Linked DNA regions of Homo sapiens: region 2 is linked to region 1. A link is a contact called in ENCODE Hi-C or POLR2A ChIA-PET data. All regions are on one chromosome and are shown on one strand. The core of a region is the stretch at or near the end of the contact, and the rest is flanking DNA. Distances in the headings are between cores, read along the strand shown.

Region 1 (6,273 bases), core at 2,278-4,777:
TTGAATCGATCAACTTTTCAGCAAATATCTCAGTTGTTTAGATTTACTCTATGAAAAAGAGCATACCTTAAAAATACCAAATATATTATTTTGAATCTGCAGCCACTCTTCAATGTTAACATCTCATATGGTAACTTGTCATGGGGTTTAAATACTTTTTTGTTTTGTTTTGTTTCGTTTTGTTTTTGAGACTGAGACTCACTCTGTCGCCAGGCTGGAGTGCAGTGGTGCGATCTCGGCTCCCTGCAACCTTGGACTCCCTGGTTCAAGCGATTCTCCTGCCTCAGCCTCCTGAGTAGCTGGGATTACAGGCATGAGCCACCACGCCCAGCTAATTTTTGTATTTTTAGTAGAGACGGGGTTTCACCATGTTGGCCAGGATGGTCTCAATCTCCGGACCTCGTGATCTGCCCGCCTCAGTCTCCCGAAGTGCTGGGATTACAGACGTGAGCCACCGCACCTGACTGGATTTAAATACTTTTATAAGTTTTGCATTGTAGCTAAAATGCATATTAAAAGAACTTTAAAATATTATTTCCCCAGTAAATTGTATTATTATATTGTTCCTTATGCAAAGATACATCTCTAGATCAGTTAAACACATGGGATAAGTTAGGTCTAAGATTAAGAGAATACTGTTACATACAGTGGCATCTTTGATTTCAGATAGTTCAATTTTTTTTCAAGGAAACAGTAAGCAATGCAATATTTTCTTGATTTTTACATTGAAAAATATGTGTGAGGGATGCTTTAGTACTAAGCCTGTGGGAGAAAAAAATTGAATTTCTTAATGTAATGTGAACAGTTATTTCTATATTGCTTTCACCCTTTATTTCCTATTTGAAGAATAAAAATATAAAAACCAAACTACAGTACAATTTTCTTGACTATGACAGTAAAAGTTTGTCATTGCATATGACTCACATTTCATTAAAATGCATACAAATATGTTCCGGGATACACACACACACACGTTTTCATTTATGGATATACATGAATATATATATTCCGTATGTTTCATTTATAGATTTATCGATATAAATGAAAACTTAATTGAATCGTGTTCTTAAATAAAGATGCTCAATAATTGTTTCATGACCACAACACTTTAAGAGCATTCATTTTATAATCTGGAACTGGAACAAACCCACAAAGTGAACAGATTCTAGTTTATTACCCATTTTGCTAGTGTACTATAGCAATGATTCACATATTACTTTAATGTCAAATTCTTGATTAAAGTAGAATACATAATTCAACATTGTATTGTAACTTCCTTGGAGGAAAAGTTGGAAAAAAGCCAGTGATTCTTAAATGTCTCTGAGTCGTTTTGAAAGATATTTTAGGGGGAAATAATATTGAAATTTATTAGGTGAAATTTAGGTTATTCTTCTGTTAAAAAGATTTGAAATAGTGTCAGGAAGGGCTATTTATTGTACCACATTAACCAATTCTCCATCAGTGACTGAAGAGAGGAAAAATGCTATCATTCTGTTCAATGTTCGTTTATCTTACACATCAAGGGCACAGCTCAGAAGGCTGGTAATGTCAAGCCTAGTGAGATACATAAACTGATAAAAAAATTATTTGCAACAGCATTGATTTATATTTATTCACTTTTAAACGTCTTTTACACATTTTGTGTCTAATCTTTTAAAATATTTTAAAACAAATGCTATCATCAGATCGTGAACATAATACCATACTTCCTATTGCCTGTATGCTTTTGAGGAGGCTATATAAATATTAATTTTCCAGTTCTGGAATTAAGAGAAAGAAGATTGCAGAACTTATCTTTTTGTTCTGATTAACTGATACTGAAAATAACACTGACAAGGTCTCTGGGCCAGTGGCGACGGTGAGTTCAAATAAAGATTAGATGAAGATGAAGCGCGGTATCTTAGGTAAGATACACATCTTTACTGTGTATATGCGTGTACAAGAAGGAAAACTTGCTTTTTTTTTTTTAAGTAGATGTTACGAAGGATGGTTTTTTTTTTTTTTTCAACTTGCAAAATCTCTTGAAGGTTGGAGCAGAGCCGCCGGTTACCTTTGAGCATCGAAATACCGCAAGTTATCCCGTTTCCTTTTCCCCTCAGGAAAGATGGGTGCAGGGTTGAGATGTTACAAGAGAATTAAAAGAGAGCCACCAGCTTGGCATAGTAGAAGAAACAAACCCAAAATGAAAACACCCGGATTTTAAGCGCGGATCCTGCGAGGCCGGTTTGCACTGGCCGAACGCCTGCGTTAACCCTTTGGGCGCCGCAGCTGGGATCCCCGGTGTTTGCGGACCCGACCGGCAGGAACAGAGATGGAGTGTCCCGCGCCCGCATGGGGAGTGAGCTCTCTTCCCCAAAGAGGGAGCGAGCCGAGAAGCACTTTTTCCTCCGGTGCGTGCGTCACGGCCCGGGACAGGCGTCGAGTCCGGTTTGGAGTGGGGGCAGAGACGCGGCGAGGAGCCGCTCAAATGTCCGCTGACTGGGGGTTCGCCTTAATCTGTCCTCGCCAGGAGCGCTCGCCCTCGCCCTCCCGCTGGCTCGCTCCTGGGCCCTGGAGGGGCATGGGCCCGGGGGCGGTTCGGGAGGGGCCCCAGGTGAAGGGCGCCCGCACTTCTCCTGCGGCAATCATCGCTCTCCTGCCTCCACACGTCGCGGCAGCGGCCCGGCCCCGCGCCGAAACAGCAGCTGTGACTGACGGAGTCACCTCCCCGCGCGCCTGGCCACCCCCTCCTCCCCCGCCGCTCCCTCCTGCACCAACACGTCATGGAAACACGGACGTCAGAGCCTCTCAGCCAATCGCAGGCTGCGGCAGGAGGGAAGGGGCGCGCTGGAGGGGGCGGGGGCAGCGGCAAGCCAAGGCGCTCAGGGGAAGGAAGAAAGGGAGGGGCGTGCGGAGGCGCAAGTCCCCACCTCCGCCCCTCACTCCGGCCACCCTTTCCCGACCGCGCGGCAAGTTCTAATCGCCAGGCGCGCGCTCGCCAGCCGAGGGCGCGCTCGCCGGGTCCTCCCCTTAAACGCCCTCCCAGTGCCGCTCAGCTCCCAGTCCCGGTCCGAGCCGCGGTTCCTCCGCGCGCGCGCGCGCGCACTCGCCCGCCCCCAGGCTCCCCGCGGATCGCGTCACGTGACCGCGCTCAGCCAAGGCGGCAGCGGCGGCGGCGCGAGCTTCGGCGGCGGTGGCGGCTGTGGCAGCGGGAGCAGCTGCGCCGCCAGCGTGGAGCGGGAGGCGTGTGGGTGTGGAGAAAAGGGAGCGCCAGACCGGAACGGGTGAGCGTTCTCCTCCCCCTGCCTACCCCGGCAATCTTGCAGGCCACCCGGTGCAGACGGGGTCCCTGCCCGGAGCTGCGCGCAGCCCCCTCGTGCTCGGCCGTCCGCTCTCCGGTGCCCGCGGGCCCCGCCCCGAGTGGGGCGGGCTGCGGCGCTCACGGAGGTGGCTGCACCCCGCCCGCGGCTGCTGTTGCGGACGGCGGCGTGAGGCCGGCTGAGCTGCCCGTGCCGAGCGAGCGCGGCGCGCCCTGTGTGCCGCTCTGCGGAGCCGAGGAGGCGGGTCCTGCGGGGACGCGGGCGGCCACTCGGTGGCTGCCGGGCTCTGGGCGGGGACGGCCGGGCGCCGCCTCCTCCTCCTTCGCTGCCGCCGCCGCCTCCTCGCAGTGCAGCGTGAGTAGGGAGCCCCGGCTGGTGGACGCCGAGCCTCTCGGCTCCTTGGCCGCCCCATCCCCGAGGTGCAGCTGCACCTCCGCGTGGCGCCCCGAGCCCTGCGAGCCGGCTGCGGACGCGCTGAGGACGGAGCCCCCATCCTCTGCGTTTCCCGCTGCCCCTTAACGCCCCGCGACCCTCCCGCAGCCTGCCTTTCCTTCCCCCTCGGAAAATGGTTCCCACTGCCGGGCGAGGTGAGTGGCGGCCGCCGCCCGCCCGCGGCCGGGGGCGGCGGGGCAGGTCACCTGCGGGGGAGGCCAGGCGGAGCACGGAGGTCGGGCGTCGCGGCGGGGATCCTGATAGCTGGGTGCGCAGCGGGTTGCGCCGGATTCGGGAGAAGCTGACGGGGGCGGTCGGGGCCCCTCGCAGGTTGCCTCTTGCCGGGAGATTGTGAAGGTGAGCGGGCTTCTCGCCGTGCACCTCAGCGCCGGGTCAGTCTGGGAGTCGCTGCTCCGGGCCCGAGGGATGGGGCTTGTTGGGGCTTCTGGTCTACACCCGCAGGTCTTCGGCTTCACGAAGCCGCCTCGGCCGCGCCACAGCCCATCCCGCCACCGGTCGCCCCCGCCACGGCGCGTGGTGACCTTGAGGGCACCGTGCCCGGCACTCCCTCTCCCCGCGCCCCGGGAGGGTCACCCCTCTAATCCTTGGCCTCGGCCCCCCAGACGCACTGCGGGAGGGGAGCGGGGGCCCCTGGTCGGCCCCTGGCCCTGGTGGTTGATTGTTGGCGTGTCAGGACGGTGATTCCTCGGGAGTTGGAGAGCCGCCTGGTCTTTCTCCTCACGCCTTCCGTCTGGCCCCCCAGGATGTTCACAGTTGTTTCCGATTCGTGTTTATTCACTTAGTTTAAGAGAAAAAAGCCTGCGCCCCCACCTCCCTTTTTGAGGAAGGAGTCTGTAGGAGGACCGCGTTCCAGTGGCAGGGGTGTGGGGTGGGGGCTGTGCTCTCTTTATCCCATCCTGCGGGAGAATCCTGTGGCTAAGCTGGTTAGCGACCCCTGGTTCTGCGCCGCGGTCACCAGCCAGGTTGGTCTCTGTGCGCATTTCATTCACCAGTTTTCTGCGGGACTCGCAGCGCTGGGAGTGCTCGCACCCTGTGCGCTGCTTGGCTCGGAGGGGAGGGCAGGGCGTCCGGGTGGGTTAAAGGGGTCTGCAGGTACTTGGAGGGCTCGACCCTCCTCGACAGGCTGATATTTACCTTTTCTTTGGGTTAGAGCGCTGCAGACAGCCACCTTTCGCTTCTGTGCCCGCTACTTTTCTTGGTTTATTAATAATCTAATGGCTTCTGTTGGTATCGATTGCTGTTCGTGATAAATTAGCTACATAGATTTTTTTCATACGTGTGTAGGTATATGCATATATCTGAACTTGTCTGCCTGTCAACATGGAAGCCTTTGTTGTGTTTAACCTCCCCCACCTGAGGACAGTCTTATTTTAAAATAAGGCTTTTGTTCAGCGTGGGTGTATTTTATAATAAGAAGTACTTGTAAGGGCCTGGTTTGTATGAGGCTCTCATCTGGCAGAGGGTGTGTAACCCTTTGGATGGTGGCCCACGTGAGTGAATGGAGGGCCTTCACCACTTGCCCCGATGCCAGCCTTCCCGAGACTCCCTGTCCTTGTGTGTGGCAGGGGTGGATTGGGGGAATTAAGAGGGATTGGAGGAGAATCTGCTTTTTGTACTTGTGCGTTTCATTTGGGTCCTCCTCCTCCCCTCTCTTTTTCTTTATCCTCCTGGTGAGTTCAAATTTGAAGTAAATAGAAACATTTTTTTTTTAATTGGGAACCTTTGATAGCTAGTATATGAAATGGGCTTATTTAGCTATGATTTCAGGAGGACGTTTTAGTTTTTACCTTGCTTTAGATAAGACAGCTAAATTGCTGTAATTAAGGGTGGATCTCTGTCCTGATTTTGGCTTGGGTGTAACTGCAAAGATCTTTGAAAAGTAACTGTTAATTTCCTACCATATAGTCTGCAAAAGTGAGTCACATTCGGGTGAGTTGAGGACAGAGCGCCACCTTTAATTTAAAATTTCGTGATTTTCTTTTATTAAAATGGTGAAAATTCGGGGTACGCCTTCTTGATTTTTATCGCAGCTGTCATTATTGGCATCCCCATTTTGACGTGTAAGGGGGAATTGTCTTCATTTTTCTGTATTCTCTCATTTCTCTTTTGAGAGAAATTTCTGCAATTGTATGGGAAATCTTTTTTTTATTGAAGCTTGGGATTTTAGCATTCTGAGATGAGATGAGAAACTAGTTTTGATTTGTGTTTATAATAATATTGATGGTCTGGATATTCTTGGTAAAAGAAGGAAAGTAATAGCTGCTTTTAATAGGTGGTTTGAACTAGCCATTGCCACCAAATAAAGGTACCTACCAGTATGACAGTGGCTTTACAATTTTTTTTTTTTTTTTAGCTGTAGGCCTATTAACAGATTCTAAAATAAACACGCAGGATCAGATATAGTAATTCTTTTTTGTTGTCTTCCAACAACTTACCTTTTGTGATTTTACTGTTTTACAGTTGCTTGTTCTTAAATAATATAGATGAACACTTCGAGCAGGTGTACTTATATTCAAAGTTT
Region 2 (6,273 bases), core at 1,142-3,641, 5.5 Mb before region 1:
CAGGTGTGAGCCACCATGCCCCATCTGTCCCGTTTCTTGATCTGGGTGCTGGTTACATGGGTGTGCTCAACATGTGAAAATATAACCATCCACACACTTGTGATCTGTGCCCTGTCCTTATGTAAATTATACTGCAATAAAAATTGTGTATATCAAAGAGCAAACAAACAGCAAACTGGAAATTTTTCTGCAAGTATGACAAAGGCTTAGTAATATATGAAGAACTCACGCAAGTCAATTTTTTTAAAGCTAGCATCTAATAAGAAAATGAGCAACAAATATGAAGAGAAATGTTCAAAGAAATAAAAATAGCTAATAAATGTATAAATGCATAAAATGTAAATTAAAACAATGGAATGTTATTTTTGCCTATCAAATTAGCAAAGATTAAAGGAAACTGTTAAGGCTGTTGTTGAGGATTTGGTGAAACCAATACTCTCTTATTCTTAATGGAAACCGGAATTGGTATAACCTTTCTGCGTAAGTCTTAAATGTTCATATTCTTTCACCCACTAGTTCTACTTCTAAAAATTATTCTGAGGAAAATCAGAGTTGTAGTTAAAAATAGGCTTATATCACTGTTGATTACAATGGTATTTTTTTAAAAAAAGGTTATATTATGATACACGTGAGGGGATATTATAATATTAATGTTTTCAGAGAATGATGAATGGGAAAAGATTCACGATAAAGTCAAGTGAAAAATATATACAAAATTCTACGTGGTATACCTTTTGTTTTAAAAAATATCACACACACATTGTGTCTTAATATAGAGGCTAAAAAATTACACACACATAAACACACATTTACATAGAAATAAAGTCTATAAGAACACATACCGTACTGTTAATAGTTACCATCTTTGGGTGGTGGGATAATGGATGATTTTAACTTGGGGGCTTATTTTCTACAATAAAATGTTCCTTGAGCATATATTACTATTATATTCAGAAATCAAAAATAATGGGTAAAAAAAATACACCCATCAGTTACCCTTACTCTAGAAAATATTTCTCTCTCCTTCAGCTACCACATTCAATCTATAAACATTGCCTCGATTTTAACTTACAAGTGTCTGTCCAAGCCATTATTCCATTACGTCTCTCATTTCATCTCAGGCCCTTGTCTTCCCTAATGAACGCCTCATATCTAGACTCTTCACTTCGGTAAAATGGCCACATTTTCCACTGCTTCTTCATTGCAGCCACATCAAGCCACTTTACATAGCCACCCTCCACACCCCGCCCCCTAAAAATGCACACCAGGTACTTTCACACTTCCCAAGCTTGGCATAATCAGTTCTCTTTCCCTGTAATACATTTTCTCCTGCCGGTTTTTCTAATCCAATTCATAGTTAAAGATTCACCTCGGATATCGCGTACTGGGTGTAGCCTCTGGGAGGCCGCAAGAACAGAAATTAATCCTTCAATGACAGTTTGTACATATTTCAACATTTAGCATTCTGTCCTGTCTGTGCCTCGCTCTCTCGCTGTATGGCATGGGCCACTTCATTTTTAAATTTTCTTAAAATCTAGTTGGATAAATGAAAGTAAAGCGTATACATGCAATACACATACGTACAGGGGTGCGAGTTTTGACCTGTGTCTGATGGAAAAAAATGGCATCAAAAACACTCGCCCGATTTTTTTCATTCAAGATGGCAGAGAACGTCTTAAAATAGTCCCACACAAAAGCACTCACATCTAGAGCCCCGAGTCAGAAGAACTGGCTACACCTAGCGCAACAGCAAAGGACAAAAGAATCGAATCTAGATGCTGAGATGCCCTGGCCCTAACTACCCACAGTAGGTCCCACAAATAGACTTTAAACCGTGTTAGAAAACGGGCACCTGCTGCCTTCATTCCGAGGGCCACGCCTTGACGGTGAACAGTGACCTGAAGCACTCTGGATACTGACCCAAAAAAATCGCGGATGGAAAAGGAGGAGGCTAAGTTGTGACTATCTAAAAGGCACGATTCGGCCCCGCCCCAGCCGGGCGCAGTCCCCCCCGCCGCACATCCATTCCCAGGAAGGAAGAGACACCGCTCCAGCCCAGAGCCTGGCAACCGGGCACCGTCTGGGAATTCTGGGCGGGCCCGAGATAGAGGCCGGCCACGGCCAGGGCGCCTCTGGCTACACCTGTCAGGCGACGACGGACTCTAGGCCCTGAAATCGCTGGGGTTCGGTGGTCGAGGCCAGCTGGAGCGCGTCACCCGATCCCTCGCCCCGGGAACGCCTTGCTTCCTCGATTTCCGTCTCGTCCTTCTCAAACAAAGGCAATCCACACCCACCGCCATTTTCCTCTTACCTCAAAAACCACCTCTTCGTCAAACTCCGGTGTCATCCTTCTCCGCCATGCCACCCGCCTCAGCACGATGGGAAATGAAGGCGGGAGTACAGGCGGCACGGAGCTCCAGCTCCTGCCCGTCCCGTGGGTCCAGAAAACTACAATTCCCAATATGCCTCGCCGCTCACGCCCCCTTTTCGAGCCCGCTTATTGGAGAAGAGAGTGAGCGTGTAAGCGAGAGAGGCGGGAGCGAGCTGAAGCTCGAGCCCTCCGATTGGAGGAGGCTAGGGCTTTTGTCTGCCTTTTACGGCCGCGACTAGCAGGGGGCGCCCGGAGCACTGCTGATTTTTGGAGCCCGAGAAGGGCACGCGCCAGCGGAGCCGAAGAGAGCACTGCTCGTGCCCGCGCCTGGCTGTCAGCCTGCCGCTCTGCGGGGCGGTGCTAGTGCTCGCCCGCCCGACCCCGGCGGCTCGCGCCCGGGAGCGCCGCAGGGTCGCTAGAGTCGGCCGCGTCCTTTGTGTGGCGCTCAGGCTGCGCCGCGGGGCGGCGGGACGGAATGTGGGCGCTGCGGGGGCTTTTCTCTCCTACCCGAACTGTGGGAACAATGGACTGAAAGGGGAAGATGGATTGAGGGGCCGAGCGGGGAAGCGAGCTGCACCGGGGAATCATGACTTCTGCAGCCGGTAAGTGACGGCGCTCGCGCTGCCGCGGGAAAGTTTGTGGCGAGCGCTGCTAGGCTTGGGCTCGCGAGCAACTTTCTTCGCCGGGGTGGGCGAGTTGTGTGCCCCGTACCTTTGCCGAGCACCTCGGCAAGCGCGGAGCTAATGGGATTCGCTGCCGGCTTTCTCGTCTTTTCCTGCCCAGAGGGGCTGTTTGGAAACCCGGGATTTCTCGGGATCTCCCTTCCAAGGGGGACTGTGCTGGGGGCTCTGCACCAGGTGAAATGCGATGTGTGAAGGGCGTTCGCTCATCTCTCCAGCAGTGCGAGGACTTCGCCTTTGCATGTGAAAATAGTGTAGATTCCCAAGTTAATAGATCAGTTATTATAGGTAAAGGCAGTGTTCTCAGCGTGTTCAATTTGGCCACTAAGTGAGTCGCTTTCAACCTTGTATCTGCTGGTAAACCTTTTACCCATTTTAAAGAGGCGTAGACATTGTCATGTCCTGGTGGTTTTACCTCTGTTACCTGAGAAGCAGAGGAGTTGAGATTGTTGAGGTTTTTTTTTTTTTTTTTTTTTTGCTTGTCTGCACCCAATTACAATTATTTTGTTTGTTTCTACCTGATTAGGGTAAACAAAGCTTTATTTTCTGTCTGCCTCCCATAGTTCTTTCCCCTTCATCCAAATGACAAAGCCTCTATCTTTGTGTGGATTTTCAGCAATTCTAGACGTTGTGTTTCTGAACATTCTTAAGGAACAATTTCTGTTTTACAAAATAATTACCAAAGTGGTGTTACGTTCACTTCGTAAGTACATAGGTTAATTTTTAAACCAGAACTTATGTATTAAGTAGAGTGTTATGGGTTATTTTACGTTTTTGTCCACGTTGAAACTTTCATTAGAAATTTTATAGTGAAATAGTTTAAAGCTTCTTCTCAAGGTTACTTCCAGAATCAGCACTTAAGTATCAGATTAAATTTTCATTGCTTTTCTTGGCATTTGTTTAAAATTCTTGCAACTTGAAACTGTCCAACAGCACTCAAATGTTCTGATTTGTATTATTTCTAAAGCCTAGATATATTGTAGTGTTGCATTGCTCCCTGTGATCAGATTACAACAAACGAAACAAGAAGTTAGCCAATAGGAAAAGAAAGCAAGAAGTGGGTGTTGTGTGGGTCTTTCCTTTTTGATGTTATATGCACTTATATGAGATATCTTTATAAACTCTCTTTTCTTTGCCAAAGGGAGGCTTTATACTTACATAAGGTAAATTATTTTCATCCTACATTTCTGTGCCTTACCTTCGTTCAAGAAATTGATTTAAATTAAAAGTGGTTGGAAATTTTAAAATCCTTCCAGCCAGTTTTAGCTCTTTCCTTTTTGGAGGTGTCAAATGTATTTAAAATAACCGTGTCTTATATGTATCAGTTTTCAATTCCAGTCTTAACAGTTTATAAGGAACAGGCACAGAAGCATGTAATTTCACATTTATGTAAACCCAATTTCTAGGGCCCAGACTGGAAGTTCATGATTCTTGCATTTGAATTATCCTAAAATAATGCAAGCTATTTTTGTATTTTATCAACTTTACAATTAAAGAAATCCACAGAAATTTTTGTGGTGTTTAAAGTGGGACACTTCCTGTGTCTAGCCGAGTTGGTTGGTTTTTAGCATTGCTGGCTGAGAAGCATCAACTACTTTTTTGCTCACCCATCTGTTGGATTTATCATAATTCTTTCTGGTGTCTAGATGGGGAATATGGAAGAGAACTGGGGTTTTATTTCTACCCATTCTTATATGTATACATAGTTCTTACAAGCTGATTATGGTGCTTTTTGGGAACAATAGTCAAATTCATTGAAACGTTTAGGAAAGTTACTTGAAGTTAAGGGAGGGGATTTTTGCTTTTGAATCTAATCTGTGGTATTTGGAAGGGTTGGTTTAATTTAAGAAAATAAAAGGAATGTTGTAGAACATCTAGGTTATATGTATCCAGCAGAAAAGCTTGCTTTGTTTTTCTACATCTATAAAATAATCTGCCCTTAGTGGAGATTTCAGAATTATTTTAAGCTGTATATGAAAAAGGAGAGGCTGGGCGCAGTGGCTCAAGCCTGTAATTCCATCACTTTGGGAGGCCAAGGCGGGTGGATCACTTGAGGTCAGGAGTTTGAGACCAGCCTGGCCAACATGGCAAAACCCTGTCTCTACTAAAAATACAAAAATTAGCCAGGTGTGGTGGGGTGCGCCTGTAGTCCCAGCTATTCGGGAGGCTGATATGAAAATTGCTTGAGCCAGCGAGGCGGAGGTTGTGGTGAGCCGAGATCGAGCCACTGCACTCTAGCCTGGGTGACAGAGCAAGACTCCATCTCAAAAAAAAAAAAAAAAAAAGAAAAAAGGAGAGAGAATTATAGGTATATATAGGTATATATTTTGTGTCCTTTTGAACATGTACAGGTCACTGTCTTCATTGTCTGTGCTTTGCGTTTTGGCTGGTCCAGTAGCCAGAGAGTGTACACGTGAACCACAGCCATCTGTGTGTAACAGATGACGAGTATGTTTGTAATAGTTAGTAAAATGGTACTAGTGCTTTACTTTCTTACCTTATATTTCCCTGGAGCCAAACAGCTGTGTAAATAAAAGATTTGCTGCTTTGCTCTAAGAAGCTTTGGGTCTGACTGTTGATGCAGTATTAAGATCCAAAGGTGCTAGATTTATTGCCAAATGTCATGCACTTATTTCACATTGGAGTAGACCATAATATAATGGCTTATTATTTTTTGAGTTGTGTTTCTTCCAAAATAGAGCCATGAAAAAAAAATAATGAAGGATTTTGGATATTGCTCTACCAGTGACTTAGTTGAACACTTGTTCCTATTAATAATTAAGGAATTTTTCAATAATCGTATTGAAATTGATTCCTGCTAACTTTTCAAAATATTATTCTACATTAAAATGGATGTACATTTTTGAATGTGATTATTTTTAAAGAAGAAATTTTCTGTTATGGAGACATATTAAAGAGTATGTGTATGTGGCAGCTGTGATTATTCCCAGGCCCTGTTGTTAGCACTGGGATACATCAGTGAATGAGACAAAGTGCCTGCCCTTCTGGAGCTTGTGTCTTATGCTGAACACAGACAAAGGTGAACTGAAAAAACATCAACGCAGGAGACAGAGGCCACAGTACATGAGGTTCTTCTGAAATGAGTGTCTCAGAAGTTATCATCTCAGATTCCTATGGGCTTTAGAGGCCTGTTCAACTCCCCCATTTATAAGGAAGGAAAGTGAGGCAGCCAGGTCTGTACAAGGCCCACAATTAGGTTAG

The links. A loop is a pair of places that touch in the nucleus more often than their neighbours do. ChIA-PET counts read pairs that join two places held with the same protein, here RNA polymerase II (POLR2A). Pooled maps may share reads with other maps.
Region 2: a map of CD4-positive, alpha-beta T cell shows a loop between it and region 1 (20-fold over the local background). The contact joins the promoter of VEZT here to the promoter of ATP2B1-AS1 in region 1. A Hi-C loop is called at or near these places in 3 of 168 maps with a recorded cell type or tissue (CD4-positive, alpha-beta T cell, CD8-positive, alpha-beta T cell and naive thymus-derived CD4-positive, alpha-beta T cell), 1 of 37 single-sample maps with no recorded cell type and 12 of 50 pooled maps. POLR2A ChIA-PET finds 5 or more read pairs at or near these places in 1 of 52 experiments (activated B cell).

What each region holds. Positions count from the first base shown.
Region 1 is chr12:89,706,209-89,712,481 of GRCh38, reverse strand. It overlaps ATP2B1-AS1 (ATP2B1 antisense RNA 1), which reads right to left and starts at 3,527. Exons shown (of 1, transcript NR_028138.1): 1 at 530-3,527. It overlaps ATP2B1 (ATPase plasma membrane Ca2+ transporting 1), which reads left to right and starts at 3,644. Exons shown (of 21, transcript NM_001366521.1): 1 at 3,644-3,886. LOC107984543 (a long non-coding RNA gene) reads right to left here and starts at 245. Exons shown (of 7, transcript XR_007063399.1): 1 at 203-245. RefSeq lists silencers at 2,406-2,955, 2,976-3,995, 4,146-4,375 and enhancers at 4,566-4,665, 4,676-4,765.
Region 2 is chr12:95,213,925-95,220,197 of GRCh38, reverse strand. It overlaps VEZT (vezatin, adherens junctions transmembrane protein), which reads right to left and starts at 2,391. Exons shown (of 12, transcript NM_017599.4): 1 at 2,312-2,391. The coding sequence starts at 2,347. It overlaps FGD6 (FYVE, RhoGEF and PH domain containing 6), which reads left to right and starts at 2,731. Exons shown (of 21, transcript NM_018351.4): 1 at 2,731-2,973. The coding sequence starts at 2,958. RefSeq lists enhancers at 1,523-1,572, 2,173-2,412, 1,877-2,472, 2,473-3,067, 6,149-6,228 and a silencer at 2,643-2,872.